7 separate regions of the Mus musculus genome follow, and all the other regions are linked to region 1. Evidence: chromatin loops called from intact Hi-C (ENCODE). Cell type or tissue: heart. All regions are shown on one strand.

Region 1 (4,000 bases):
GGTAAATGCCTTTTCAGAAACTCTGAATAAGGACCGGGGAGATTCGTCAACTCCCGAGTCCATGGTTTCAAAACAACACAGCAACAAAAGACAAGTGTGGAGGTGTATGATTGCAACCTAACCACCGGGAAGACAGAAACAGGTGGGTATCTGAGGCCTACCCTACTCCATGAGTTCTAGGCAAGTGAGAGACTCTGTCTAGCACACACTCACAGACATGTGCACACACACACTCAGTACAATCCTGTTTCTGTATTCATGTTTTCAAGTGATGTTATGTGGGCTGCAGATGTCTCAGAAGACCCACATTTGGTTCCCAGCACCCACATTCAAGGGCTTACCACTGCCTGTAGCTCCAACTCCAGGGTTCCAATGCACTCTGGCCTCCTTTGGTATACACACACACACACACACACACACACACACACAGCATGCAGCCGTATACACATGCATGAGTGTACACACACACATAAATCAAATCAAATCGTTTTTTAAAAAAGATTAAATTATAATCTGAAGGTATCCTTTCATATTTCCCTGCAGGTGTAGATTTCTGTGGAGCCTAACAAAGGTCCCTGGTACCTGTCCTGGAAGACCCTTAAGGAGATCAATCCCAAGACAGACTTCAGAGGGGTATGGAAGATTTCAGGACAGCGTAGCCTGAGCCAGTGTGTACAGTGGTGTAGCCTAGGCTAAAGGGTCAAAGAGTAAACCAGCCTAAACCACAGAAGTCCCTCCCCATATGGCCTGAGTATCTAATGCCCAGAAGAGGAACCCATACTGCCAGAGTGGCCACCCTGGTGCACTTTGCAGGTGAAGGAGACTGGACCCTAAGCCTTCTAACTCCACATCCACAACCTTCCTCTTTCGAACGCAGTCAGAATGGAGCTAACATTTCTGATGGTATTTGGGGTTAGTGTCTCCATAATTTTTCTCTTAAGTGGTTTTCCCTTTGAGACAGTATTTCTCTATGTAGCCCTGGCTGACCAGGAACTCACTCTATACACCAAACAGGCTGGCCTTGAACTCGGAGATCTACCTGCCTCTGCCTCCCTAGTGCAGCGATTAATACCACCATGCCCTGTTTCTTTTACTTTTTTTTTTTTTCTGGCTGACATATATCAGCCAGTGGGGGTGCAGCTCATTTGGTGGAGAGCTTGCTTTTCTAGCATGGAAAAGTCTGGATTGTATCTCCAGTACTATAAATTCAGCATGCTGCCAAGGTTTGTAATTACGGGGCTGTGAAGATAGAGGCGGGATGATTAGCTCAAAATCGTCTTCCTGTATACAGTGAGTTAGAGGTGAGAGACCGGGCTACAGGAGATCCTGCCTTAAATAAAAAAGAAAAAGAAAATGAAAAAAAAAAGGCATTTAAGAAATTAAGGAGGGGGGGGACTCTCTCAGGCTTTGGAAGTGACTTGAAATCCTGCCTCATTTATTGTTCAGAAAACGAAAAGGAACAACTTTCTTTGGTTCCTGCCCCATCCTTCCCACCCGCCACGATGACTGTTCTTGGCAGAAGGCCAGACCAGCACCGGGTAATTCCACAGTACATTGGGTACATGCGCATGCATTTAACCCGCTATTTAAAGAGATCCTTTGCTGCCACCTGTAAGAGGACATAATGACACTCTTTAAGTGGCTGGGCTGGGAAGGGAGTTTTCTTCCCTCAAAGATGCCTGAGTCTGTGAAGTGGTTGGCACTTGGAGAAACTAAAGAAACATCTAGGGACATCACAAATACAGGACCGGAGGCGAGAGAAGGAGGAGCGCTAGACACAGGGTCCTGGCTCCGGCTCTCCGCTTGGTGGCTCCATCTTCAAGACAAGGAGAAGGAATCGGCCAAAGCTCGGGTGCGGCCTGATTACCAGCCTGCTGCCATTTGGGTTTGCTGAATTCCTGGATCTCTCTAGGGGCCTGGAGATGCGAAAGAAGATGGAGACTGGGGACTCCTGGGTAGGACGTTCAGTCGGGAGGAATCCAGGACGCAGGACGCCCCCTGGAGTCGAGGGAACTGGCTTGTGGAGGCAGCGCTGGGCAGTGGAAGGGGGACGGGGCACCTGCGCTCCTGGGCCCGCCGCACTTTGCAACTCTGGGCAGTAGCGAGCCGAGTGAAGTGGGGCTCGAGGGCAAGAGGAAGTAGAAGCTCAGGAACCAAAGGCTTCCTTAGTTCCGAGTGCGCTCCAGCTGTCCAGGAGTGAGATAGTGGTAGGAACACCCAGCATGACGCACTTCCAAGTCCCTGGTGGCACATCGTGGGGTATCAGGTGCTCTGAGCCCCTCACCCACCCCAGGCGGGTACCCTCGAGGCCCCCGGCGCTAGCGAACAGCCGGCGGCGACCTGGACCGCGTGGCTGGCGAACAGTGAACCAAGCCAAAAGGTAAACGCCGCCTGGTCTGCCCACTGCCTGGTCTTAAGAGGCGGCGCAGCTCCGGAGCACCTTGGGTTCTAAGGATCCTCACTTCTGGGAAAGGACAGGGAACTGTCAATCAACGAGGGAGGGAGCGCACCGGCGCCGGGTGATGTCAGCGGATCAGCTGCTCCATAACAAAGAGGGGGTATCACAGGAGAAAGTTGCAGTGGCGGCAGCACCCCAGAGCCTCCGGGACCGGGGACGAGAGGAGAGGGGGCGGCGGCTGCGGCTGCCGCGGCTGGCGGAGGAATTGAAAGGACTGTAGGGGGAGGCAGCGCGAGCCGCCCCGACTGCTCCTCCTCTTCCTCCCCCTCCTCCCCCTCCTCCAAACTCGCAGGGCTTAGCTCCAGCGCTCGCTCAGCCACCAGGAGCACCCAGAGGGACGGGAGCCGGCCGCACGGCCCCGGGCTGGGTAGGGTCTCAGCCGCCATGGATAGCGACGATGAGGTGGTGGAGGAAGCCGTGGAAGGTACAAGCTTTTCTCCAGGACTCTGGGGTGGGGACAGGCGCCTGGGGCGGAAAGCGCCAAAAGAGTGGCGGTCTGCGACGCGCGCCGGGCCGAGCCGAAGGCCGCCGCGGTCCCTAAGCGGATGGCGGGTCGCTCGGCTCAGGCGGGGGCTGCACTGCCTACGCCACGCCGCCGGGAGCGTGCGGGGCGCGGCGGGGCAGGGGCGGGGAATGGGGCCCCGCGGGGTCCGCCGCCCTGGGAAAGCTGGGCCCCTGCATCCCGCCTGGCCTCGGCAGCATCCTCCCTGGGAGTTGCGACGCTGCCTAGCACCTTGGCCTTAGTCCTTGCGGGGATGGAGGATGGGAGGGCAGTCCCTTGAGGCCCGCGATCTCCGCGGGGCAGCGTTGTTTCAGCCACCTCGACTTCCCCTCTCCGACCGCCTGCCCTTTTCCTGACTGAGTCGCTGCGTCCCATGGCCACCAGGGCCGGGTCTAGGTGGGTCTCCCATCGCAACGCACCCGGCCGCACACCAGGCACATGGCGGCCCTGGCCGCTCCTCCGGGGTAAAAAAAAAAAAAAAAAAAAAAAAAAAAAAAAAGATGAAATCATGGCTAGGTAGAGCACGCCGCTCCCCACCAGGCTACCCTGCCCCTGGGCGAACTCAGCCACCCGCCCTTCCCCCTCCCGGCTTCCCAGCGAGGTGCAGGCGCGCCGTGCGGACGCTCCAGCCGGGACCCAAATTGCTGGGTGACACTTAACTTTCTGAATTCCGAGCTGTCGGCTGCCGGTGATATCACCGCCTGGGTGTCAGGTTTCTCCGCCCCCTCTTGCGCACCCCTCCCCCGACTCCCGTCGCCACCGTGTTTTGCTGAGTTTCTCCGCCTCTTTTTTTTTTTTTTTTTTCTTTTTTGCCCCCCTACTTATAAAACGTCCGTGGCGACGTTATACAATCTCGTTGTTTGTGGCTTGAGAGGTTATGATTTTGTAACAACGAACACTGGAAAACACTCTTAAGCGTATTTATTATTTATCTTATTCTATCCCAGATAGTGTTCCCGTGATGTTTTTGCAAGATTGCGTAGTGTTGTTCCAGAATTTGTTAAACACAGCAACTGACTAATTTTAAGTCGGTGGTTGAA
Region 2 (4,000 bases), 87 kb before region 1:
CAGCACACCCCAGCCTCCTCCTCACCCGCACCCCACACCCCAAACCTCAAGGATGCTGATCAGCTACAGTGGAGCCAAGATGGAACACTGACCTGAGTGCTTGCTTGGGACAGAGATGAGGTCAAGAAACTTAGAGAGCAGCCCCTTGGTGAGTCTGATGATGGAAGTGGGGAAGATGTGTGCCCTGCCTGACTTATTTCAAGGTGGCTCTACTTAATGAGAGGAAAAATGGACCCTGACCAAGTAGCTCAGTTAAGTGCCACCGCTTACAATACTAATAGAATCCAGCCCACCAAGTCCATGGCAAAGTCACGGCTCTTAACCCGCAGGCCCCCAGAAGCCTTAGGGCTGTGTGAATCTACTCTCCTGAGTGGTATCTTCCGCATACCAGGTTGGGAATGTTCAGCAGTTGAGTCATGTATTTAAAAAAACGTTCTGTCAAAGGAGACAGAGGTCAAGCTACAGGAAGAAGCAAAGTTCCTGCAGGAGCCGCCCTCTGAAATCACATGCCTAGATCCCAAAGCTTGCTAGGGAGAGAGAGGCTATCCTACTGTTTAAGAAAGTCCATGAGAGGAAAATGTTAATGTGTTGTTGTTTCCAATTCGTAAGAATCATCCGTCCTCCCTCTCACCTTTAACCCAAATGGCCAGGTCTAGGCGTGGCTGACGCTGGTCTTCTGCAAGTTATTTTGCCATTGGTGCCTTTGACTTCTGCTGTTGTAAATGTTACTTTAAGATCATAAAACTAGTAATATTCCAGACCTGGAGAAGATCTTATAAACTAGTAATGTAGCCAGGTATGGTGGCACACACCTTTAATGCCAGCATTCAAGAGGCAGAGAGGCAGGGTCAGTATGGGCTCCAGGCCAGTTACTGCTACATAACATGACCCTATCAGTAGTAATAGCCGGGCCTTGGTAGTGTCCCAGATCTAGGGGGCTGCACGCCCCTAACCTGCTTCTTACTCTGGTGCCCACCGAATCTCAACGCACCAGTGCCTACAGCAGAAACTTCAGAACAGCTGTACAGTCATGTTAGGGGAGGGAAATTCAAGGTGGGGGTGAAGCAGGGAAGAGAGATGACTCGTGACAGGGATCACATGGTCCAGTGTCTACTCTTATGGGCGACTTTACCTTGGCAGGTCTTCACAAGATCCTCACAGTAACAACCCACATTTTTCACAAGGAAAAAGTGAGGCACAAAAAAAGACAGAGAGAACTGCCAGGCAGGCATAGTGTTTCGCCTTTAATTCCAGCACTCGGTAGGCAGAAGCAGGCAGATCTCTGAGTTCCAGGACAGCCACAGCTACACAGAAAAATCCTGTCTCCAAAAACAAAACAAAACAAAACAAAAAAGACGAAGGACTTCCGATGATGACACAGTTGATGAGGCGCAAACTCCGCGTGTCACTCTCTCCAGCTCAACACATTGTGCGCTCTTGCGGTCCTCCCATTATATTCAACTCCATCCCTCTTTGCCTGCTCCTTGTCCTGGAGCAGTCTGAGCATAGTAGGATGGACATGGCTCAGAGCTCCCGCAGCCTGCAGTTCTCCAGCCTTGCCACCAGATGGGGCAACTATAGGCAAACTCCTGCCTCTTACCAAAGCTCTTGAGACAGACATGCGTGGGGGGAGCGGCAGCAAGGAGAATGTCAAAACAGAGTTCTATTTAAGAAAGTGAAGCCTTCTGCCTGCCCCTGTCTCCCACCGGGATACTTGGTTGGCTCTCGGCAGGCTATAAGTGAATTAGCTTTTCTTCCTTCCGCAGCCTACTGCTAACCCACATCTGATTCTATTTTCTCTCCATTCCTGACACAGGGCAGGGCACTAATCCCCACCCACGTCAGAGAAGAGAGTGTCCTGAAGAGAGAGGGCGGCGACAGGCTGAGTGATGATGGAGAGGCTTTAAGCTGCAGCTCTTTCCTGCAGCTATTGGAAAGCCTTTTCTCTGGTACACGCCTTCCCGCACACCTACCCAATGCACACACATCACAACGTACAGCCCACACCATGCTCTGATCACATCAGGAGACACACACCGCATCACAACACCTGCGACACACACCACATCACAATACATCACATTGCAGCGATGCTCATTACAGTGCAACAAGAGCAACACATACAGTATACACATCACAACATATATCAAAATTCAGTGTATCTGAACATATACAGCTCACAGGTAACAATGTGTACGTCACATGACAAGACATATACCACACCAAACCACAACACACCACACAACACAAACATATCACAATATAGCAAGTCACACCATATGCATAACACATATGACACACACATCACATGACACTACATGTCTCAACAATGTCAACAATCCATAAAGACATCTGCAGTGCTGTGTTCATTTTTTCCCTTGTTCCTGTGATAAAACACCATGACAAAAGCAACTTAAAGAAGAAAGGGTTTATATTTGGTTCACAAGTAGATGTATGGGGCCATCATGATGCCACCCACAATGGGCAGATCTTCCCACTCCAATTAAACTAATCAAGACTAATGAATCTGGTCTACACAGGCGTGTGCAGAGCCTGTCTCAAATGTGATTGTAGAGGTCAAGCTGACAGCTGAGATTAGCCATCACCGCTGGTCAATGTTTACTGTCAGGGCTGGGAAGACAGCTCAGTGGCTACAAGCAAGTGCTATTCTTGCAGAGAACCCGGGTTCAATTTCCAACACTCATGAAGGTTAAAGGCTCGATAAAGCCTATACCTCCATATCCAGGAGATCTGATTCCCTTTTCTGACCTCTACAGTCACACACACACACACACACACACACACACACACGCGCGCACACACACACGCATGCACATGCGCGCACACATTTGCACATAATCATACATTGACACCTACACCTACATATAAATTATCTTTAAATATGTATTAACAACCTGAAAGGATCTAGAATCATCTAAGAGACAAACCACCAGGCATAAAGGTGAGTTAGTCTCTAGCCTAGGTTAACCAGGTTGGGGAGATCCAAGATATATGTGGCTGGCTGCACTATCTCATGAGTTCCCAGGCTGGGTAAGAGAGGAACAGCAAGCGAAGCAGGAGCACTCAGCTCCCCTGGCTTCCGGGCTGGGGATGCCTCACCCTCCTATCATCAGGACTTCCTGTGGTGATGGACTGAACCTACAAACCCTGCCTGCCTTACATCACTTTTGTCGGACAATCTGTCACAGCAAGGAGAAAGGGACAGATTCAATACCAGCTGATCAGGGCTTAAGAAAAACTTCAGGACTAGCGGGAGCTATGGAAAGAACCACCCCCATGTGAGCAGAGACCACTTCTGAGGCAGGGCTAACCTGGGAGGCATGAGTGAGAGAGCATAGGTTAGAACTACAAAAGGTTCCAAAACCGGTGACTATTGAGCCCACGGAGTAAAAGATGTGTCCACAGACCATGCATCTGCTAAGGCGATACAGTCCAGAGTACCCAGCAAACTCTCGAGACTCAGAAACCTACAAGCAACCTTATCTTAAAGTGGGTGGAGGCTTTAGACAGCTTTTCACCAAAGGAAATGGTCAGCCCTCAGTATCCATGGCAACCTTTAATTGTGCACCTGGAACATGTCAAGTGTTTGTCCTGAGGACTGAGGATTCAAGACAGTTGAAACACGGAATCCACGTTCTGATGGCAGAGATGGCAAGAAAATCCGTTATTAGAGGACCTCTGTGGGGTAATGTGGGAGCTGATTACACTGGGAGTCGAGGAAGAGGGGGAGGGGCAGGCATGCGCGAGGGCTGGAGAGGGGCAGACACAAGACATGGCGTGAGCTGAGGTTTGAAGTTTCCATGGGTGAATGAGGAGGTGAAGGAAAAGGAGGAAGAGGAGAAGGTTGGGGAGATGGCCCAGTGGGTGAAGCTCTTGCCAATCATGAAGACCTAAGTTTTAACTCCAGAACCCAGAGTTAATAAACACACACATCTGCAATCTTAACTCTCCGCGGGCAAAGCCCAAGACTGCTGGGGTA
Region 3 (4,000 bases), 540 kb before region 1:
GCGTGGAGTTCCTGGCTTGGGGGCTGTGAGGGTCTGATTTGCACCGAGGGATGAGGTGGGATGGAGACGAAGGGTTAACGTCAACTTTTCTCAGGGTAAACGCTTTCGCCGCCGCCGCTACCTGTTAATCTGTCAGGGTTGTCAGATTTGGGGAGGAAGGGATGAGAGGGAGAGAAGCCAGTCACGACTCCAAGGGGAGGAGGGAGCTTTAGTGCCAGAGTGAGGTGCAGGAAAAGTTTCCCCCTCCTTGTCTTAGAAATCGATGCGAACCAGAGTGAACCCAGGAGTAGAAACCACGCTGCTCCTCTCCGCGCCCCGCCTTCACCTTTCTCTGTACCACCGCGCCTCCCCAGATAGGTCCCCTTTCGCCCACCCCTCTCATCACATCCGCCGGGTGCAGGGAGAAATTGATGCTGTCGCACATTCTGAGTGGGCGCCAGGCCCTGAACCCTTAGGAGGGGAAGGAAGAGTCCCTGACTTCCTCTCCTTTGGGCTTGGGAAAGTCTGAGAGTTTTGTGAATGAACTTTGAAGTGGGTGAGAAGCGAGTGAGGGTGGCTGCGCGCGCGTACTCGTGGGGGCGCGCGCGGATGCCGGGCGCGCGAGCGCTGCGCTCGTCGCTCTAGACCCGCGGCTGTGGCAGGGCAGGTGGGGCAGCTGCGAGGGGGTCGAGAAGGAGGCGGGGGCGCAGGGGAGCCAGAGCTGTGCTCTGACCCTGCCTTAAGGCTTAGGCTTGCTCCCTATCCTCTTCTCCAACTTGCCCCCACCTCGCACTTCACCAACTTTCCGGCGACGGGTAACGAGCCCGGAGGAGTGGAGGAAAGCAGGGAGGAGAAAGGCTTAAATGGCCGGGTGGGTGGGTTCGCGGGAGGATGCGCAGCCAATGGCTTAAGTGCTAGGAGGAGGAAGGGGCCGATCCCACCCCTAACCCCGAGGGTGGAATCCTTTCTCTTATCTCCTCTCTAGGGTTCTCTAGCTTTCTTCTCTGGGAGAGGAGGAGGGGGGAGGCCGGAAGCTTGGGAAAGGTGTGTGCACTCCCTCCCCCACCGTGTCGCTAGGTTCGGGGCCCCGGTAATAGCTTTCTCCACGGAGCGCGCTCGCTCTCCCCACCGTGCCTTCACCGGCTGCACGGAACCCGGTGCCGGCCGCCCTCTCCCGAGTGCTTTCTGTTGCGACGCGCACGTTCCGGATCTCGGAGCGCCAGGGGTGGTGCCAGTGTCGCCGGGCGCTCGGGAGGGCGGGCGGTGACAAAGAGCCGGTGTGGGGGAGGGGAAGGCCTCAGAGCTGGCTCGCTCCCGCCCCCCACCCCGCACGTGAAGAGGAACAATTTGTTTATCTTGGGCTTCAAGAATCCTTCCCTCCTCTCTGCTCTCCTTGGCCCCTCCTCCCTGCCCTCCCTCTTCAGTGCGCTCCCGCCCAGTCCCGCCGGCAGCGCCCTCCTCCTCCCCTCTCTCCCTCGCGTGCTTCCCTCTCCACCCCCCACCCCCCCCCCCCGGGCCCTCCTTCCCCTCCCTTTTGGAACGCGGCCGTGGGGGAGGGAGCGGGAGGCGCTTTGTCCGCCTGGCGGCCCTGCGCAGTCCCCGGGACCGCCCAGTGCCTCCGGCCCTGCCCCCTCCGCCGCCCCAGGCCACCAGCGCGGTGGGAGGAAGAACCCGGGTCCCAGAGTCTTCTAGGGAGCTTCTGTCTTAAAAAACAGGAAGCTCTAAACCACGCACACACTGGCTTTTTCCTGATTGTACCCTGAGCTGGGACGAGATCGGGGTCTTGACTGTAGCTGGGGGACCTAGGTGTCATCTGTGTCTCTCGCAGTCCCCTAGTCCCCCTCCCTGCCCTCACTCTCAGTCATGGGAGATAGCGAACCTGAGGCTGTAGTAGAATAAGCCAGGCATCAAGGATTCCATTCTTGCCCGCCCCTCAACCCCCTTTAATGTTCACACACCTTCTGTTCCCAATTGCATCAAAATGGACTTTTTGCGTGAGATCCAAAATTCCCGTCTTCTGATACAGTTTACGACCTTTGGGGATGGATGCTGGGGGCGGGGTACTGAACGACTGTGGAACAAAAGCCACTATCTTTTTTTAGAGACCTGGTTCGAAGGCAAAAGGAGTAGAGTCAGGAGCCAAAAAGTTTTTTCTCTGGGCTCTGTACTCCCTTAACCACCTTTAGGTTGTGGAAGGAAGACAGGGGTGGGGGGCGCCTCTGTGCTAAGACACCCGCAGGTACAGCCAGCCTGTATTCTGAGAATTCCTAGGAGGGAGCTCGCCCAAGACAGTGGTTAACTTCAAAATGAAAATATAATGCTTATTTGAATAGATGAAGACAACAGCTATAAATTTCTCAATGAATTCTACTTCGGCAAGTTAATAACAAACTTGAAAAACGATTGCCTGAAAATCAATTTTTTTCTACCAGTTTTCAATAATTTAGCTTATTGACTTATAGAAATACCAAACCCGTGTGCAAAACAGTATATTCTAGCTTCTGCCGAATCACAGGCACCTCACAGATGCCAGTGTGAAGAATGTGTGACGCGTGGGATGAAAATAAACCGTTTCAATCCTAAGCAAAGACGTGTGTGTAGAGTCTGTGTACAGAGACAGAAATTAACATAGCCATCCTTTATGGGTTACATTTTCCTGGAAAATAATTAGTTTCAGAATTCACATCCGCCTCTGGGATGGAAGACTACTTTAAGCTTATCCTATGTATGAGATTAAAAAAAAAAAACTTCAAGATGGGTTACTAAGAAAATGTTCCTCTTCATTTTCTTGAATTGACTGCTGGATTATAGTGGTACTCTGTTGGGGCACAAAGCAATTAAATTTAGTTCTCAGATTGGACTCACTATTTGGAAAGCCCTAAAGAAAAACGGTGATCAGCCACAGCCAAACAACAGTGATGATAAAAATAAAATCGAAAAGGATTCTTTTCTGTTTTATTGCTATTGTTCACCTTCTTAGGACCAATATGTCCAAAGTACTAAATATCGATTGGCTCCTTCTGCCTGGCTTGGGTTAAGAGGACAATCTAATGAGGGCGTTGCTTCTTTGGCTTTGCTTTTCTGTCTTACACATTTACAAGCATAGGCATGAAAGACAGACAACACAAACTAGCAAGCCAAAAGCAACGGGAGGTGGGGAGCAAGTAGTCTTGCCCAGTCCCTGTTTTAGGTCATCGTGGGTTCTCTGTAGGCTGCTGCATACATAGAGCAGGCCACACTCCCAGATTTGAGTGTATATTCAAGTGACAGGTCCTTTCTACACAGGTAGAAATCCAACATTGGTCATCACCATTTTATATTTACAGAAGGCCCCCCACCCTGGCCCCTAAAGATCCCTTGGTGAGAACTGTTGACTTCACAAATTTAAGAATCTCAGTGGAGAAGTTGTCTTTCCAAAGATCTTTTTCTGTTAGCAAAATACGTTCATTCCAGCTCTTGGAGCAGGTTCTGGGTCCAGTGTTAAGATCAGCTATGTTTTGCTTTTCAAGCCCAAGACGGACGGACTTGACCAGGATGTCATCGTTTAGAGATACCAAGAAGCACATCACCGTGGTTTTGACATCTCAAAATGGCTGTAGTCTTACTGACCCTGGAGAAATGTGCTGTTCATGGCTCTCCCTGTCAACAGCCCAACAATTTATAGACCGTTTGCAGAGTGTGTAAATCTGTGGAACCCATGCTCCGAAGAGTTTATCGCATAAAATTCATTCGATTATATATGTATTAATCACTGAATATTGGATATAACTGCACCCCTTCTGAAAATGGTCCCATCTATCCTTGGTTTAGAGCCAGGAAATGCCAATATACTAGCCCACTACTGAACTTTTCTCCTCCGTGAATCCTGTTTGCCTTTTAAAATTTTATTTTATGGTGACCTTTGCCTGGACTTATCCTATCTGGCTGCTATCTGGGGAAGAGGGATGGTCTTTGCAAATTTCCCATTACCTGACTTAGTGTGCCTGGAGAAAACTGTGAACTTTTCTTTCTCTTTCCTTAA
Region 4 (4,000 bases), 640 kb before region 1:
TAAATTTAGCCTGCAAATGAAAAAAAAAAAGCAGCTTTTTACAACTCTAAATAAACTTTCTACTACTGAGAATGGTGATTGAAGCAAAAGTAAAAATAGCTGCTCACACCACGATTTGAGGAAATCTAAATCTGAAACGATCGTGTTTTTTTTTTTTTTTTCCTTATTTGCATGCTACCAAATAAGGACATCGGGGAAGCAATGAGTCACCAAGATTCTAGCATTTACCAGACTGCAACATGAGGGGAACGCATTCCCTAGGATGAGCTCTGTGATTGGCTTTCCCCTCATCCCCGATGTGGACCCTTATACACCTACCTGAAAAAATCGGTCCTGATTTCTTTTCCTAATTCTTATGGCAGTGTTTCAGTGAGTAATATTCATGCTTCAGACTGTCGAACCTGTGGAAATAATGTCCCACATCTGAGGAACAGCTCAACCCTTTCACAGATTTTTCCAACCTCTGTTATCTCGGTCGATCACACTCGATGTGCGCGGAATCTCCAAGGCAGAGCATGCGGCTGTCACCTAGGACATCACTGAACTGTGGATCTTTTTTGCAGAGACGGGTGACTCACCATCCAGGAGGGGGTGGAGGGAGGATGACACAAAGGAAAACGAGATTTAGAGATCTGAGCTCTCTGTTACCGTGTCACATGGTCCCTGCATAAACCAATGTTCTACAAGTGCGGAAGCCCAGCCGAAAGGTTCGGGCACGGCCTGCCCACCCAGTGTTTCCTTCTCCAGCTCTTAGAAGACAGTTTAAAGAGAGCTCCGGAATGTTCTGGTCTTTTGTTTGGAAATTTCGCCTGCTTGTTGACTAGTTGTCTGTGGACCGTGGGGTGGGTCTGTTTGCTTTAAACAGGCTGAACGATGTGTAAGGCATGCCGGCTGCTTTTGTGCCTGGCTTATTTGAAACTGTTTTAGTGTGACACTGGAGGACTTTAAAGGCAACTGTAGCTGTGGTGGGATGTTCTTGCAAGTTGGTACAAGAAAAAAATGTGTCTATTTCTTAGCACATGATCAGTGGTCTGCATCTCCCCTATAATTAATAATAAAAATAATAATAATATCACAGGGTCTTGCAAAGAAATTTGAATTACTGAAGTTTTTTTGGGGGGGAGCCACTTGCCCCCTTTATCAGAAGACTGCCAAACATAGTCCCAAAGATGGAAGACATTCCTTGTTCTTATATCACAGGAGTTCAAACCCTGTATCACAAGAGAAATGGTTTCTGGAGAGTTATGGAGAGCTACAGTCAGTTTTGCATATTATCATAACAAAAAATAACCAATAAAGATACTGCCCCCTTCATTGTATAAAGGAGAAATAAATGAAGGAATTGCCACTGAGCTAGGAAGCCTGTCCGTCCCACCCCCTCAGTTTTCACCCATCTTCCTGCAAGGAAGCTCAATGGCTGCCAGAAAGGAAGAGACCATGGCTGTGAACTGGTCAGGCCAGAGGTTGCTGGGCATCAAAACGGCAAGAGGCAGGTCACAAAGACCAGGATGGGCAAAGCAGATCTTGTCCTGCCTTTATCTCTAATTAGTTGTGTGGCTTTGGATAAGCATTTCACCTCTCTCATCTGTCAAATGACAGGCTGGGACTAAGTTCTCCAATGTCTCCAACAGCTCTGGTAGGATAGCGGTGTGTGTGTGTGTGTGTTGGATTAGATTATTTTATTAAGGATCCATATGAAGGCTGTGAAGAAAAGCTGACTGTTTCTGCAAGCTGCAAAAGAGCAGACTCTGGAGGAGCTATGAAATGATCCACAAGGAATCCCTGCGGTGGGTTGAAAAACTATAGAATTATGGAATTGTGTGTAACACACAATCTGAGTGAGGCTCTCTGAGGCCATACAAAATGGGACACGCTAAAGCAAAGAACCCAGGCTTTTGAAGCCAGCCTATGCCCCTACTCCAGTCTCTCCCCATGATAATGCAGCACCGTGTGCTCACAATTAAATGTCAGCCACGGAAAACATTTCCCTTGGCTTTGTTGTTCCAGGACCGGATTCTTTTGTCCTCCATATAATGGATATGCAGAAACAATGACAGAACAGAGATTTTTTTTCTTTTCTAAAGCGATGACAAACACAGTGCTCCTTCCTCCCTCCCTCCTTTCCTCCCTCCTTTCTCCTTGTCCCCACCCCCTAAAATAAATCATTGTTCAGGAAAAAAAAAAAAATCCCATTGTCTATTGTCCACGGAGATCAAGATCTGCCTAGGAACAGTTCAGGCAGACGCTGCAGTGTTCCTAGATGGCCGGTAGGTGGCGCACGAAGGCAGTGCTGGCGGAAGCGCGGCCGGTGGCAAGGACGGGGTTGTCGCCTCCCGCAGCCGCCGCCCCCCCCCCCGCCCCCGGCCGCCCCCCTCCTTGCGTGCTAATTGCTGGAACCTCCACTGGGACTTAGGTCCCGGAGAAAGAGAGCGGGAAGGAGGCGGGGAAGGGAAGTGGGGGCTCTGGCTCCAAACACACAAAGCCTCTAGGGCCTCGGCGGCCCTGGGCAGGGCGCCCTCCCTCTGGTCTCTGTCCCCGGGAAGAGCTGCTGCATCCTTGGCTCCCGCCATAGGAGAACCGCGACCCTAGTGTGGGAGTCCCACACACCTCTGACCCCAGCCTCCCACGGGGCTTGGAGACCTGCCTCTGAGCAGCAGGAGGCTCCCAAGTAGACATCTGTCCCCGGCATCCACGCGTGTCCACCCCCAGGAGGAGTCACTGAGGACCTTGTCCCCTCTTCGTCGCTGGCCTGTGCTGGCACCTGGAGTCTAGATGTCTTACCTAGCCTCCAGCCTCTGCAGGAGAACCTGGTGTGAAGGTGTATAGGCAGGTGGGAGCTTTGTGACCTTGAATTTATTAATACCGTCCCCCGACTCCCCACCCTGCTCCCCAACCCTTCACCTCACCAGCCTATCAGTCACAGGCTGTGATACTTAGCCTTCTGAGTCTTGATTATTTATTTTAAGATAGTGCTTCACTTGGGGGCGTGGGGGTTGCAGACAGCACAAACAACTGTCTACAATCCTTAGGACAGACCTGGCATCGCTAGCACCAAGTTAGAAGGGAAAGGGGCACAACTGGATGTGCAAGTAAATGGCCATCAAGATGTCTGAGCTCCCATCTTTGGCTTTGCCAAAGCTGTGAGAGACCTCCTTCCTCTATTTGGAATTTATCCTCTTGTGATTTATACCCAGTCTCTGTTGCGACTCTCTGAGACAGGAGTGTATACCATTAGCTTTGGAGTCAGGCTTGCCAAGTTGAAGTCCTGGCTCCCCCATTTAGTAGCTGGTTAAACTTCATGGTTAGAATTGGACTACCTTACAGACAACAATGGAAGTTCGCTGAGATATCCACGGACATACCGGAGGTGAATCGAGCAATTGCTGACAGCAGCTTCTCTCATTTGAGTCAGAAAGGTCATTTCCCTTCCAGGAAGAGAACAGTAGTCCTGCGAGGCCACATTTCCCCCACAGGATTCCCAGCTATCACCCCAAACACTTTTGTTTGTTTGTTTGTTCTTGTTTTTTTGTTTTTTGTTTTCCAAGACGGGGTTTTTCTGTGTAGCCCTGACTGTCCTGGAACTCACTTTGTAGACCAGGCTGGCCTCCAACTCAGATATCCTCCTGCCTCTGCCTCCGGAGTACTGGGATTAAAGGCGTGTACCACGACACCCTGTCACCCCAAACACTTAAGGAGGCTTCTTAACTCTTGCTGGCCACCAGATGACTAGAGCCATACTCTAGTAGAAAAGAGCTTTGTAGGAGTGGGACTGGATTTAAAACTGTATTCTAAGCGCTGGTCTGTGCCTGGCGATTGGTGACTGCTTATCCCCATCTAGACACTGCTACCCAAGCAGAGATTGAATAGCAGTGAAGGAGGCACCATGCCTTGTCCTTGTTAGGGTATACTGAGAGAGAAATACATCTGTCATGCTCCGACCTGCCCAAGTCGGTTTAAGGACCCAGAAGCCCTTGACCTTTCTCTAAAAGGCTACTCAAGT
Region 5 (4,000 bases), 1.5 Mb before region 1:
AAGACAGAAATCTTGCATTCCAGCAACAGCTTAGTGACAGTTGTGGGAATAAGACCTATAGTGTTTACCCATTTTATTCTGCTTTCTTTTTTAAAGAACAGCTTCTATAGGATTGGTTATTGATCGTTACTTTACTGCTATTGAGGCAAAAGTTGGTGCACAGCAAAATCTTGACTTGACTGGAGTACAAATACAGAGTGGAGTAAGGCCCCCGCCCATGCAAATACTGAACAAAAATGTCAGAATTTTATTTATTTATTTATTTATTTATTTATTTATTTATTTACATATCATGAGGAACTTAGGAGTTATACATTTTTATTGCTATAGACTTTGCATGGGGGAATTAATCAATTATTTTAAAGAAGTGGTAGCAAGAAAGTTGTTATTTGAAGAGAATATAAAAGGCATATAGAAGTTGATAAGGTTTACAAGGTCTGACATCCTTGGAAGAGTGGTGCTGTGGTCTGAATGCTTGTGTTTCCCTAAAATGCAAACACAGAATTCCTGGTCTCTGCTGTTTGGAGGCTGAACCTTGAGCTATGACTAGATGAAGAGGGCGAGTTAGTTATGATCTTATAAGACAGCTCTCAGAGAGCCAGCTCATCCCTCCAATCTATCAGATGAGGTTAGTAGCACAAACATGTCCATCCATGAACACAGAAAGGGACCCCAGCAGAACCCAGGGCCATTGGTGCCTTGACTCTGGACCTCTCATCCTCCAGAACAATCAGAAATAAATTTCTATTGTTTGTAAGCTACCAAGTATAGAGCATTTTGCTGTAGTAGCTGAAAAGGATTAAAGAAGATTGCAGGAATTAGTATATAGAGATTTGAAATTTTGGGTGCCTGTGCCCAGTAACATGTTATGGCGAGAGAGTTGCTACCACAGAGCAACTGCCAATAAATAAGACTAGCTCGATAATGTGAATCTGAACTTGCAGGTGTAATAAAAAAGATCAGTTAACACTATCACAGTATGGCCATTATTGATAATTGTCACCGTGTTTTGTAAATCAAAAAGTGATATCGCAGGCTGAAGAGATGGCTCTGTGGTTAAGAGCACAGCTGCTCTTGTGTAAGACCTAGGTTCAGTTCTTAGGACCCCGGATTGGAACCATCATAACCCCAGCTCTAGGGGGACATGACGCCCTTTCTGGCCTCCACTGGGACTGCATGTATACAGTGCACATCCATGCATGCATGCATACACACATACACACATGCATACAGGAGAAACACTTTCTTGCCCACTGCTTTCCAGCTACACTGCCTTTGGTCAGTTTGTGAGAATGCAAAGTTCCTTGTTTCTGGGCCTTTACATGTAGGCTTTCTCCTATTTGGAGATTTCTCACAGCTCTAGGTCTCTTTTAAATCTGAAATTAAAGGCCAGGTCCTTCCAAGCCTTCTTGAGTAACCACTTTGGCCTGCATTTCATTTCTTTCCTCTGTCTCTTCATTGCCTTCTGTTTACTGTCTTGTTTATTATTTATGTCAGTGCACACCAGCAGCCCTGGCAAATACTCTAGCTTCGATTGATGCTTTTCAGAATGATGAATTCAGATAAACGAAATTTAATTGCAATCAGTTCTGTTGATCATGCATGCATGCCAGCTACTGGTTTCGGCATATTTTACATATACTTTACATTATTACTTTACATATTTTACATTATTACTTTGGCTTTTTTTTTCAAGATTCAGATTCCTGAAGTCTCTTTTACAACCTCCAACCTCTTTTTTTTGTTGTTGTTGTTGTTGGGTTTTTTTTGTTTGTTTGTTTTTTTTTTTTTTTTTTTTTTAGTTTTTCGAGACAGGGGTTTCTCTGTATAGCCCTGGCTGTCCTGGAACTCACTTTGTAGACAACCTCCAATCTCTTCTGAGCGTGTCCTCGCCTCCCAGGATTTTAAAGTAAACCGGGCAGGTAGAGCGTCTCGGATCGCGGTGCGCATGCGCGGCCAGGTGTGCGCATGCGCGAGTGAGTGCACAAGCGCAGTGCTTCCGTTACGCCGGGTCTGTCAGCGATGGCTGACGCCAGCGGGGAGGTGGCTGCGGTCCCCGCCTCCGGGGCCGCCAATGGCTTCAGTAATGGGGCAGGTGCGACCCCCGCGCAGCCCAACAATCCGCTGTCGCGTAAGCTGCACAAGATCCTGGAGACACGGCTAGAAAATGACAAGGTAACCGGAGGGGGCGGGGCGGACCCCTGGTCTCGGGCAGAAGCTGCTGCTGTCCTAGGCGTAGGGAAGCGCTTTTTGGGGTAGCTGTGCCCTGCCCTTGCGCTCTTGCTGTGTCCTTTACTTGAACTCCTTCCCGCACGCCCTCCCCTTAACCGTCTAGAGCAGTACTTCGCGGCTCTTATCAGAGCTGGCTGTCTCCCCTGCAGCTTTGAGTAGCCAGGTATAGCCGTGCCTACGTGGCACAAAAGAATACAGTAAGGTGGGAGCCGTAAAGACGTGGGTAAAGATAGAAGTAAGTAAAAATAAGCTGTCAACAAGAATTTGACTCCTGTGTGTCAAAAACAGAACATTAACATGCTGAGTTATAAATAAAGCCCTGGGCTAGATAGGGTTGTGACATGCTACCAAAAGCCATACTGAGTAGGACAGCTTGGGATGACAAGCCCAGTGTTAGCATCAAGAAGAAACTACAAAGCGCTTCTCAAAGCGGACCTTAGGTCCACAAAACAGCGAGAAAAAACAAAACAAAACAAAAACGTCATGGTCGCTGATTTGAGAAATTTGCTGCGGGTCTGATGAATAAAACTTTCTGAATCCCTGTGAACCACAGTACTTCAAACCCTGCTGCAAGGACTGGTCAACATAGTAGACCCGTTTCTCCAGCACTCCCAACTGCCAGGCACACAAGCCACTCTTTGCAATTTGAGTGAATCGAGCTATAAAGTTTTGCCTGCATTTATCTGACTTTGGCTCTCACTTCTTCAAGCATCTTGACAACTTTGTGCAGGAAAAAACACGTTCACAAACAACTGGAAGCTCCCTAAGAGTTCACAGAATCCAGAACTCATTGGCAAAAATGTGTCCATTGTAAAGGTTTCTGTTTTAATTAATAAAGGTGTTTGAGCTATTGATTTATAATTGGCATACTAAAATCAGTTTCTTTTGCACCAAACCAGTATAAATGTACATATTTTTATCTCATGATACTTGGTGCTATAACTTTCTACACTTTGACAATTCACTTACAGTCTCTCAGAACATATACTACATAAAGAATTGCCTTCTCAGAAATGGAGGAGGAATGGAGGGAGGGGAGAGGGGCTGTGAGGAGAGTAGGGGAGGGGAAACTGGTCAGGATGTAAAATAAAGTTAAATGAAAAACGGGAATTACCTTCTTGTAAAAATTAACAAATATATTAAAGTTCAAAGCAATTCTGTTGTGTACTACCTTTACATATATAACTATATGTAAGTAGACTGTGAATTGTGTCCTGGAAGTAAGTTTACTGCTTATTAATTAAGTCAGATATTACTTTTTGAGTCATTTAGTGGAAATAAGTCAATTGAAAATAATTTTATTGAGTTTTGGCTGGATATCAGGAAACCACTGAAAAGTCAGCCCCAATGATGTCCCTCTGTTGTCACTTCGGCAGGAGATGTTGGAAGCTCTCAAGGCCCTTTCAGCCTTTTTTGTTGAAAATAGTTTGCGGACTCGAAGAAATTTACGTGGTGATATTGAACGCAGAAGCTTAGCCATCAATGAGGAGTTTGTAAACATCTTCAAAGACGTGAAGGAGGTATGTAACTTCTTTTAGTGTTTATGGAGAGCTATATGTTTGGTGTTTTGATACTTTTTTTAATTAAATTGCAATGTATCTGATAATGTACTGGTCAACTAGAAGCCAACTTAAAAGCTTTTATTTGAATTATTGTCATTTCTAAATTCTTTACCTCTATTAAAAACTTACAATATTTATTTTGAGAAATTATGTTAAGAATTGTAATTTCTTAATAAAAAAATCACATTTTTTCAATGGTTTTCCAG
Region 6 (4,000 bases), 81 kb after region 1:
TTTTCTCATCCTGGAGACCAAACAAGACTCCCCCTAGAACAAGAAGAAAAAAATATTTTTTATCACGCAAAAAACGATTGCTATACAAATATCCCTAGAAAAGAGCCCAGGAAGAAAGCTGTTGATCACTTTGCCTGAATTTACAGACATGAGACAAATGAGAATTAACCTCCATTAAATGGTTAATAGTTCATGAGATAATTTCACCATCTGTGTGCAGTGTTGGCAGCATTTTTCCTAGGAGGACTGAGATTTCCCGCATTCTTTGAATGCTTAGTAATTGGGCTTACATCCTGGGCATTTTAAACATTTCATTTTGAGACTTGGGTCCTATTGAAGTTCCATTGAAAATGTAGAACTGCATGATATAATAGTACATGCTGAGGCAGGAGGATAATCATGATTCAAGTTCAGCCTGGCTGCTGCCATGATGATCATGGACTAACCCTCTGAAAATGTAAGCAAGCCCCCAATTAAATGCTTTATTTTCTAAGTTGTCTTGGTCATGGTGTTTCGCTATAGCAATAGAAGAATAACTAAGACAGAGGCCTTCTTTCTCTCCCACTAAGGAAAAATGCTTATATTTAACACAATGAACATTCTTTCACTTGAGTGGAAATGAGTGGACATGGATGCTTGAATAGACTCTCTAAATCTCGTCAGTGCATAGCACTTCTGTAAAGCAACTCTGTGTGCTCTCAGGAAACACCTGGCCCTTGGGCTTTTTCTGCCTCCATGGGAGACCCGAGGCATGAAGAAGTGATACAAGGAACTGTACTGTTTATAAACATTTTGGTGTTGCACTGTGGGACATTGTGGTTGGGCCCTGGTTACTCCTTCCAGAAATAAGACTCAGACTCAAAATATATCTGCAAATATCTTGGCCATATAGCTAGGTTCTTCTCTGATTAGATATAAATTAAAATATCCCGTTTATTCTAGCCTACATTCTGCCATGTGGCTGGTTACCTGTGCTCAGGTACCATGAGTTCATCCCGTCGTATCTTTCTGGCAAATCTTCCCACCTCCTTCTCTCCCAGAATTCTTTCTCCCAACTCTTAGTTCCTGCCTAAGCTGATAGTTTGTCAGCCAGGAAAGGTGGCACATAGCCATGATCCCGGGTCCGCAGAAGGATAAGGCAGGAGGATCTCAAGTTCAAAGTCAACCTGCTGAATGTAGCAGGAGCAGAGGCAGGGTGACTGCTGTGAGTTCAAGGCCAGCCTGGTTTATATACTGAGGTCCAGGACAGCCAGGACTACATAAAGATTCTCTCTCAAACAAGCAGTATACCTATTATGTCCTTATAATGCCAAATAAAAAATAAATATGTATATGTTAAAAAAAAAAAAGAAAACTCAGTGGTAAGCCATTTACCTAACAAGGCCCTGCATTGATCCCCAGTACCCTTAAAATCTCAACAATTCTCTTAGGATAACATTTATGAATGACTAAACTTGTTTTTGGTTTTTTTTTTTTCTACAGTAGATATATATAGTGAAAAAGTGATTTCTCCAAAATAGGATGCTGGGTATGGCTGTTAAACTGTTCACTGGTGCCCTCTGGTGGCTACACAGGGAGAATGCACTCTTTTCCATGAGCCATTTTTAGTAACATAAAGAGTAATACTGGAGCTGATGGTAGAGTACATCTTAGCATCTGTGAGGCACATTTGATCTCTAGCACCAGAAGTAGTTATTTTGAAAAGTCACTTAATTACAACTATCATTTTATAGTTGATAAATATAAAAGTCAGAGCTGGGCATGGTGGCACACGCCTTTAAACCGAGCACTAGGGAGGTAGAGGCAGGCGGATTTCTGAGTTTGAGGCCAGCCTGGTCTACAAAGTGAGTTCCAGGACAGCCAGGGCTACACAGAGAAACCCTGTCTCGAAAAACCATACACACACACACACACACACACACACACACACTACACATATACATACATATGTGTACACACACACATATATATATATATATATATATATATATATATATATATATATCTCAAAAATCTTAAGACACTTTTTCTGCTTCAACTGGGACATAGCTCAGTTGGGAGAGTGCCTACTTAGCATACGCAAAGCTCTGGGTTCAACTTGTAGAGCTTCATAAAACTGGGTGTGGTGGTGCACTCTAATCCCAACCCTTGGGAGATGGAGTTGGGACACCAGACTTTCAGGAGCATCCTCTCTGAATTCTACACCATTTCTCCAGCAAACCTCTCTTCATACTTCTTTCCTGCTGCAACTATCTTTCCTCTTTACAACCCCCCTTCTTCATGTATTTCTTCAACTGGGTACAAATCATTCCTTCTGGGCTATTATGTATCAGTTACATTCCACTTTTCCTTTTGGTTTAAATCTATGTACAATTACAGTACGTATATACGTGCTGATGAGTGTGTACCGTGTGTGCACCCAGATTGATGACAGAGATCAATGTCAGGTATCCTCTATCAATCTCAATCCTTTGGGGTGTGGAGAGAACGTTTCTCAGAGATCCTTGTCTGTTCTGGAACTTGCTATGTAGAGCAGGCCTGCTTCTGTCTCCCAAGTGCTGGAACTAAACCCAGGTCCTCTAGAAGAACAGTCAGTGTTCTTAACCACTGAGCCATCTCTCCAGCCCCTATCTTATTTTTTGAATTACATATCTGTGTGCATGTGTGTGAGGAGCCACATCACAACATACACATGGATATCAGTGGAGTTCCACCATATGAGTCCCAGGTCAGCACTCGATGTCTGAGGCCCTCACCTGGAGCTACTTCACCAGCCTGAGTGCTGAAGACAAGGTCTCTGTATCAGGCCATCCGGCCAGCACCCCAGGAATCCTCTCACCTCTATGGCCAGCACCCCAGGAATCCTCTCACCTCTATGGCCAGCATCCCAGGGATCCTCTAATCTCTAACTCCCAAAGGCTGAAATTCTAAGTGAGCCTGAGTTCTATGTAGGTGCAGGGGCATGAACTCAGGTGCTCAGGCTTGCTTGGCAAGACTTTACCAAGATAGCCAATTTCCCCAGCTCCATGGAAGGCAATTCTTAATTAAGTTTTGCTAATTTACTCATTTTAGCTACAGAACTTTACATAGTTCAATTTATCCATTCCTATTTAGACATTCTTGTGTTACTGGATTGGGGGTGGGGGTGGGATTTGGTTTTGTTTTGTTTGTGTAGCCCTGGTTGTTCATTCTGTAGATCAGGCTGGCCTTGAACTCAAAGATTGTTGGAATTAAAAGCATTCAATATAACCGCCCAGCAACACTCTTGTATTTTATACAAATATAATTTGTAAAAGTTAAAATTTGTAGGGTATCAAGGAAAGAATTATAAACTGCTTCCTTAAATATTGGCCTAGTGAGCCATAGCAGGCGATAATGACGAGGAATAATGAAAATAGCAATACTGACAAGAATAACCTTGTTTACTCTACATTGGGCTACAGTGGGAAAAAAAAGTTAAAAGTTATATCTAAATGTTTGACCTAGAAATTTTTAGTACAGTGTCTGAGACATGAGTCAGTCTGTAACCTGATTCTAACTTACCTGCAGGCTGCTGCAACAACTCCATTATACTGCTGTGGTATGAAACCTTTAGAGTTTGTGCTGTTACTTGGCAATTGAGTCACAGGATCAAAGAAAATAATCTTACTAATTCTGGACCTTCTGTGAAGGCAGATCGAAAATGGAGACCTCCAGGTGTACCATGGTGAGGAATAATATAAACTCTAGAGAGGCAAGAAATAGTTTCAATCCTGCTTCTTTTTTAATAAACACTAACCAGCAGAAAACATCCCAGATACAACTGAGGCTGAGTGACAAAATTATCTACCTTTTAATAACTATAAATACCAGCTAGATTTTGGAGTCTTACCCAGAATGTTTGGTCAACACCCTCAGCAGGTAAATTTACTTGACGACTTTGGAACCTGTCAATCCTTTTACCAACGTTGGCTCTACTGCCAAAGTTCCTGGCACAATTCTCATAATAGGGATTCATTTA
Region 7 (4,000 bases), 1.9 Mb before region 1:
CTCACATGCTTCTACTTTGAGAAGTGAGAGCCAGTATTACCTGTGGGTGTACAGTAACAACAGAAGAGGAGGCCCATTGGCATGGACATTTACAAAATCTAAAGCAATTTCTAAAAATTATAGCACCACCCCTACTTAAAAACGCCCATATCTATTTTACTGCATTTTAGTAGACTAAGACACTGTCGCTGTCTTCTCCATCTGGCAAAGCCAACTGGCGACACATTTTGATTGCAGACTAGAACTGTGGCCTTGAAGGCTACCCCGTCTGAACAGACTTTTATCTCTGGAGCCTTTCCGATTCCCTCGTTGATATTTATTACCAGACATTTTTACAAGGCTGAGAAGGGAGAAGATAGACATATGCATGTCTGCATTCATGTCTACCTTAACTTAAAATTTATTTTCTCAGAATGGTTAAAAAACAGCTCAGAAACCAACTGTGGCAAATTCTAAGTACATGATAAAAAGACATTTTGTTTCAAATTTTAATTAGATGAGACTCAGCAAGTGCAGAAGTTTATTTGAAAAGAAAAAAATTCAGCACCACCAAATATGAAAGATTAAATATATGTTATCTGAAAAGGGGGGAAGGGAGGAAAAGGGGTCTTACAAAGAGCAAAACAAAACTCTAGATCCGCTGGTCGTGGTGGCGCCCGCCTTTATTCCCAGCACTCGGGAGGCAGAGGCAGGCGGATTTCTGAGTCCGAGGCCAACCTGGTCTACAAAGTGAGCTCCAGGACAGCCAGGGCTATACAGAGAAACCCTGTCTCAAAAAACAAACAAACAAACAAAAAAACAAAAACAAAAACCTCTAGATCTGGCGCCAATTTTTGCAGTGCCAGTCAGGGGCACCGTTTGAGATGCCGAACAGATGCAAGCTGTGAGATGCTGTGAGGTCACAGCACTGCCCTTTCTGTCAAACAGGCAACCTGCTATTTTTTATGTAAGAGATACTTTTAGCCTCAACCTTACATTCCAAATTTTTTTTTTTTTTTTTTTTTTTTTTTTTGCTGCCTGGTTCCTTCCAGGAAATAGGAAATATAAACAGTGTCAAAAAGATGGAAGGAGAGCAAAGGCAGGGGAAGAGATCTGGAAAAGAACTTTCTCGGCATCCCTTCCAGTGCCTAGTCACTCCTGTTACCGAACCATGTTAACATTGAATAAATGTCAGTCAACCAAAAGCTCAGTTATTACGGATTTACAGTTGGCTCCGGGGCTGTAGGTAGTACAAACGTAATTCCCGTACCACAATGACTTCCCAAGTTTAGCAGTGAGGTGGTTTATCTTCTATTTAAGCGGTGCAACGGACCAAGATGCAAGTTCTTACGTTACACAGGAAAGTTCAAGTTCCTCTGCTGACTACACACAACACCTCAAAGAAAGTAACTCACGACCATTATTATCTCAGACGAATTTCAGGGAACAAGGTCAATTACCTTTCGAATTTCATCCAGCACCGTCTCAAAGGACTTTTTGTCCATCTTGAGTACTATTCCGTCGTGACGTCTCACAGTTCTTGCAATTACAAAACGCTCATCCCAGGTTCGTCTCGTGGATAATACACCAGGAGGAGAAAGGAGGCGAGGAGGTAGAGTATTGCAAACTGCACCAAAACAAAACAAAAAATCCCAGAACGAAAACTTGGAAAAAGTTGGGTTTTTTTTTGTTGTTGTTTGTTTGTTTTTTTAAATAAAAATCAGACTTCAGTAGCTTCTTCACACAAAGCTTCAGCTGCTCAGAGCAGAGCGGGCTTGTGCGTTTGCAGAAATCAGGGCTCCGGAGGGTGCCGACAGCCGGGTGCTCCGGGGAAGGCCGCCGAGCCACGCTCCGCTCACCGCCGTGATCCGGGACACGTGGCCCCGCGGGCGCTCAGACCCGCCGATCCGCCCGATCCCGGGGTCCCGCAGCTCCGGCAACCGGCGGCCCCCGCAGGTCCTTTGTTACGGGCTTTCGTAGCTTCCGGGAGCGGGCGGGCGGCCGGGGCGCACTAGGAGCCGGACGAAGGGGGCCAGAGCCTTGCGAAGGGAGGCTCTCGAGCACCTCAGCGCTCATACGGCCAGGCGCCCAGCGGGTGCTCCCCTAAATGCCCCACCAGCTCCAGGGGACCTTTGATAGAGCGTGTCGCGCCCACAAGACGCAATGGTGCACCGCCACCTTAAGTCGCTTTTGCACAAATGATTAGTTTGGGGCGTCGGGGGGGGGGGGCGGGGTCCTAGTGTGGGAATATAGGCGTCCACGGCAGAAGCCTGAATGCTTGTGGAGCAGACGTGACTAAAGTCCTTTTCGGAGCGTGGTAGTCATTGTTTTAGTGTCACGATCCCCTAACTCTTCAGTTTCTCGGTGCTCTGTTTTGCTTCTTGAAAGTGAGTTTAAAGGAGCGAAGAGTAAGTAGGTCAGGAAGATCTGCGGACGCCGCCATCCTAGTGGCCAGGAGCACCTCGGCGTGGGGACCAGGGTCACTCGCTGGGCGCCTGACTCGGGGCGGAGCAAGGAGCAGGACACCCGGAATTAGTCTTCGGCGGTTCTCCGGTCGAGTTTCCCGGTGCTTTAGTCTGCCTCTGCCCTAGAGCCGGCTTCAGGCCTCGCTGACTTTCGCCTCCCAGACCCTCGCGATGGCGAGAGCCTGGGTCTGCCTGGCGGGCGCCGCCTTCTTCCTTTCCTGTCTGGTTTTGCATTCGCGCTTCTGTGGCTCGCTGGTAAATAGCAGGCAGAAGGCTGTGGGTGTGGGTGCCACCGAGGGGTACAGCCCCTGGGGTCCCAAACCTGCTCCCCTGGGGCTCAGCAGCTGACGACTCGTCCTCTCATTTAGTGTAAAAAGAATGCACGTGGGGCTGGGGAGGTGGCGCGGAGGTTGGGAGCTCGAGCAGCTTTTTCAGAGGACTCAGGTTCGATTCCCAGCACCAACTTGAAGGCTCACTCTCTCACTGTAACTCCAGTTCCAGGGAGCCTGATGCCCTCTTCTGGCCTTTGTGGGCACATGGTGCACATAAACTCACCCGAGCTCATGCACACAAGTCTAAATAAAAATAAGTAAACATCACACACACACACACACACACACACACACACACACACACACACTGGATTTTCCCCAGCTCTTACTACACTCTTAAGTCACACACACACACACACACACACACACACACACACTGGATTTTCCCCAGCTCTTACTACACTCTTAAGTCATCATTAGACTTTTCTTATGGTTGTTTTGATCTTTAGATATACAATCTTATTTCCGGCTACCTTCTGGTTGTCGAACTGAATCTGAGTATTTTGATTTTATTTGAGGTTTCAAGGACATTTTCTTTTCACGTTTCCTGGAGAATGGAGGACCCTCTTTTCCGGCTGGATTTGGGTTGGCCCAAGAATTCGGAATACTTCACTGGTGCAACATTTTGTGTTGCAGTTGATTCCCTCAACGGGTTAGTTTACGTAGCCCAAGTAAGTAGAATGCATTTTTTTTTTTTTTTAATATGTGAGCCTGTGAGGTCAAGAGAGACCAGAGTGTTAATGCGGTTATCAACTACCAGTGGTTTCCAGGATTGAACTCTGAGTGTCAGTCTTGCTTAGCAAACACTTTCATCTGCTCAGCCATCTCTTCAACTAGAGATTTTTTTTTAATTTTAATTATATACATTCAGTTTGATCACAACAGACAGGAATAATAAAAGAACAGTCAATCTGAGCATGACAAAAAGGAAAAAAAGAAGATGAACAGAAAGGAAAGAAGTGTTTCCCACCTAGATAGCCTGCTGCATTTATAGTATGCTAACTATGCAATTTAATTTTGAGTTGGCTTCAAGTGCACATTTTAGATTTGTATGCATTAGAAATTATTAAGTTTTGAAGTTAGTGCTTTTTTTTTACACACTTCTAAATTTCTTATTATACTTTCATTTTGATTTCTCTGACAAAAGTAAAGATTAGCGTTCCTATTGAGTGATTCTAAGCAGTTGTTTTTGTGTGCCTTCAGAGAGGGGATAACATCCCCAAG

The links. A loop is a pair of places that touch in the nucleus more often than their neighbours do. Peaks named below come from ENCODE experiments on the same cell type or tissue, not always from the same donor. Only the 100,000 strongest peaks of a DNase experiment are listed, where the experiment ranks them.
Region 2: it touches region 1 in a loop (2.7-fold over the local background); 12 of 42 quality-filtered maps call a loop at or near these places.
Region 3: it touches region 1 in a loop (2.4-fold over the local background); 6 of 42 quality-filtered maps call a loop at or near these places.
Region 4: it touches region 1 in a loop (2.0-fold over the local background); 2 of 42 quality-filtered maps call a loop at or near these places.
Region 5: it touches region 1 in a loop (4-fold over the local background); 2 of 42 quality-filtered maps call a loop at or near these places.
Region 6: a loop joins it to region 1, with 4 times the contacts of the local background. A loop is called at or near these places in 8 of 42 quality-filtered maps.
Region 7: it touches region 1 in a loop (2.7-fold over the local background); 3 of 42 quality-filtered maps call a loop at or near these places.

Annotation. Positions count from the first base shown.
Region 1 is chr3:51,559,400-51,563,399 of GRCm38, reverse strand. Setd7 (SET domain containing (lysine methyltransferase) 7) reads left to right here and starts at 2,577. Exons shown (of 8, transcript NM_080793.5): 1 at 2,577-2,882. The coding sequence starts at 2,843. 5031434O11Rik (RIKEN cDNA 5031434O11 gene) reads right to left here and starts at 3,415. Exons shown (of 5, transcript NR_160686.1): 1 at 3,192-3,415; 2 at 2,511-2,651. In heart, CTCF peaks have their summits at 1,786, 1,990 (motif pointing left), 2,768 and 3,377; DNase peaks (open chromatin) are centred at 1,929, 2,669, 3,229, 3,639 and 1 weaker place; H3K4me3 peaks cover 2,718 bases; H3K27ac peaks cover 2,549 bases.
Region 2 is chr3:51,646,078-51,650,077 of GRCm38, reverse strand. It overlaps a transcript of Mgst2 not described here. Among named protein-coding and RNA genes, the nearest start is that of Mgst2, 13 kb to the left of the region's middle. In heart, a CTCF peak has its summit at 1,557 (motif pointing right); DNase peaks (open chromatin) are centred at 487 and 1,557; H3K4me3 peaks cover 1,516 bases; H3K27ac peaks cover 2,475 bases.
Region 3 is chr3:52,099,644-52,103,643 of GRCm38, reverse strand. The region is part of intron 1 of Maml3 (mastermind like transcriptional coactivator 3); the gene reads left to right. Among named protein-coding and RNA genes, the nearest start is that of Maml3, 3.4 kb to the left of the region's middle. In heart, a CTCF peak has its summit at 1,576; DNase peaks (open chromatin) are centred at 873 and 1,593; H3K4me3 peaks cover 2,483 bases; H3K27ac peaks cover 2,351 bases.
Region 4 is chr3:52,194,797-52,198,796 of GRCm38, reverse strand. No RefSeq gene overlaps it. Among named protein-coding and RNA genes, the nearest start is that of Gm30074, 17 kb to the right of the region's middle. In heart, a CTCF peak has its summit at 2,255 (motif pointing right); DNase peaks (open chromatin) are centred at 326, 616 and 2,466; H3K4me3 peaks cover 1,848 bases; H3K27ac peaks cover 2,312 bases.
Region 5 is chr3:53,015,221-53,019,220 of GRCm38, reverse strand. It overlaps Cog6 (component of oligomeric golgi complex 6), which reads left to right and starts at 1,998. Exons shown (of 19, transcript NM_026225.3): 1 at 1,998-2,175; 2 at 3,609-3,752. The coding sequence starts at 2,023. In heart, no CTCF peak of the experiment used is centred here; a DNase peak (open chromatin) is centred at 1,990; H3K4me3 peaks cover 1,510 bases; H3K27ac peaks cover 1,117 bases.
Region 6 is chr3:51,478,821-51,482,820 of GRCm38, reverse strand. No RefSeq gene overlaps it. Among named protein-coding and RNA genes, the nearest start is that of Rab33b, 3.1 kb to the left of the region's middle. In heart, a CTCF peak has its summit at 1,562 (motif pointing left); no DNase peak of the experiment used is centred here.
Region 7 is chr3:53,461,759-53,465,758 of GRCm38, reverse strand. Nhlrc3 (NHL repeat containing 3) reads left to right here and starts at 2,501. Exons shown (of 7, transcript NM_172501.2): 1 at 2,501-2,699; 2 at 3,295-3,447; 3 at 3,980-4,000. The coding sequence starts at 2,616. It overlaps Proser1 (proline and serine rich 1), which reads right to left and starts at 1,964. Exons shown (of 13, transcript NM_173382.2): 1 at 1,440-1,964. The coding sequence starts at 1,484. In heart, no CTCF peak of the experiment used is centred here; DNase peaks (open chromatin) are centred at 2,068 and 2,478; H3K4me3 peaks cover 3,522 bases; H3K27ac peaks cover 2,032 bases.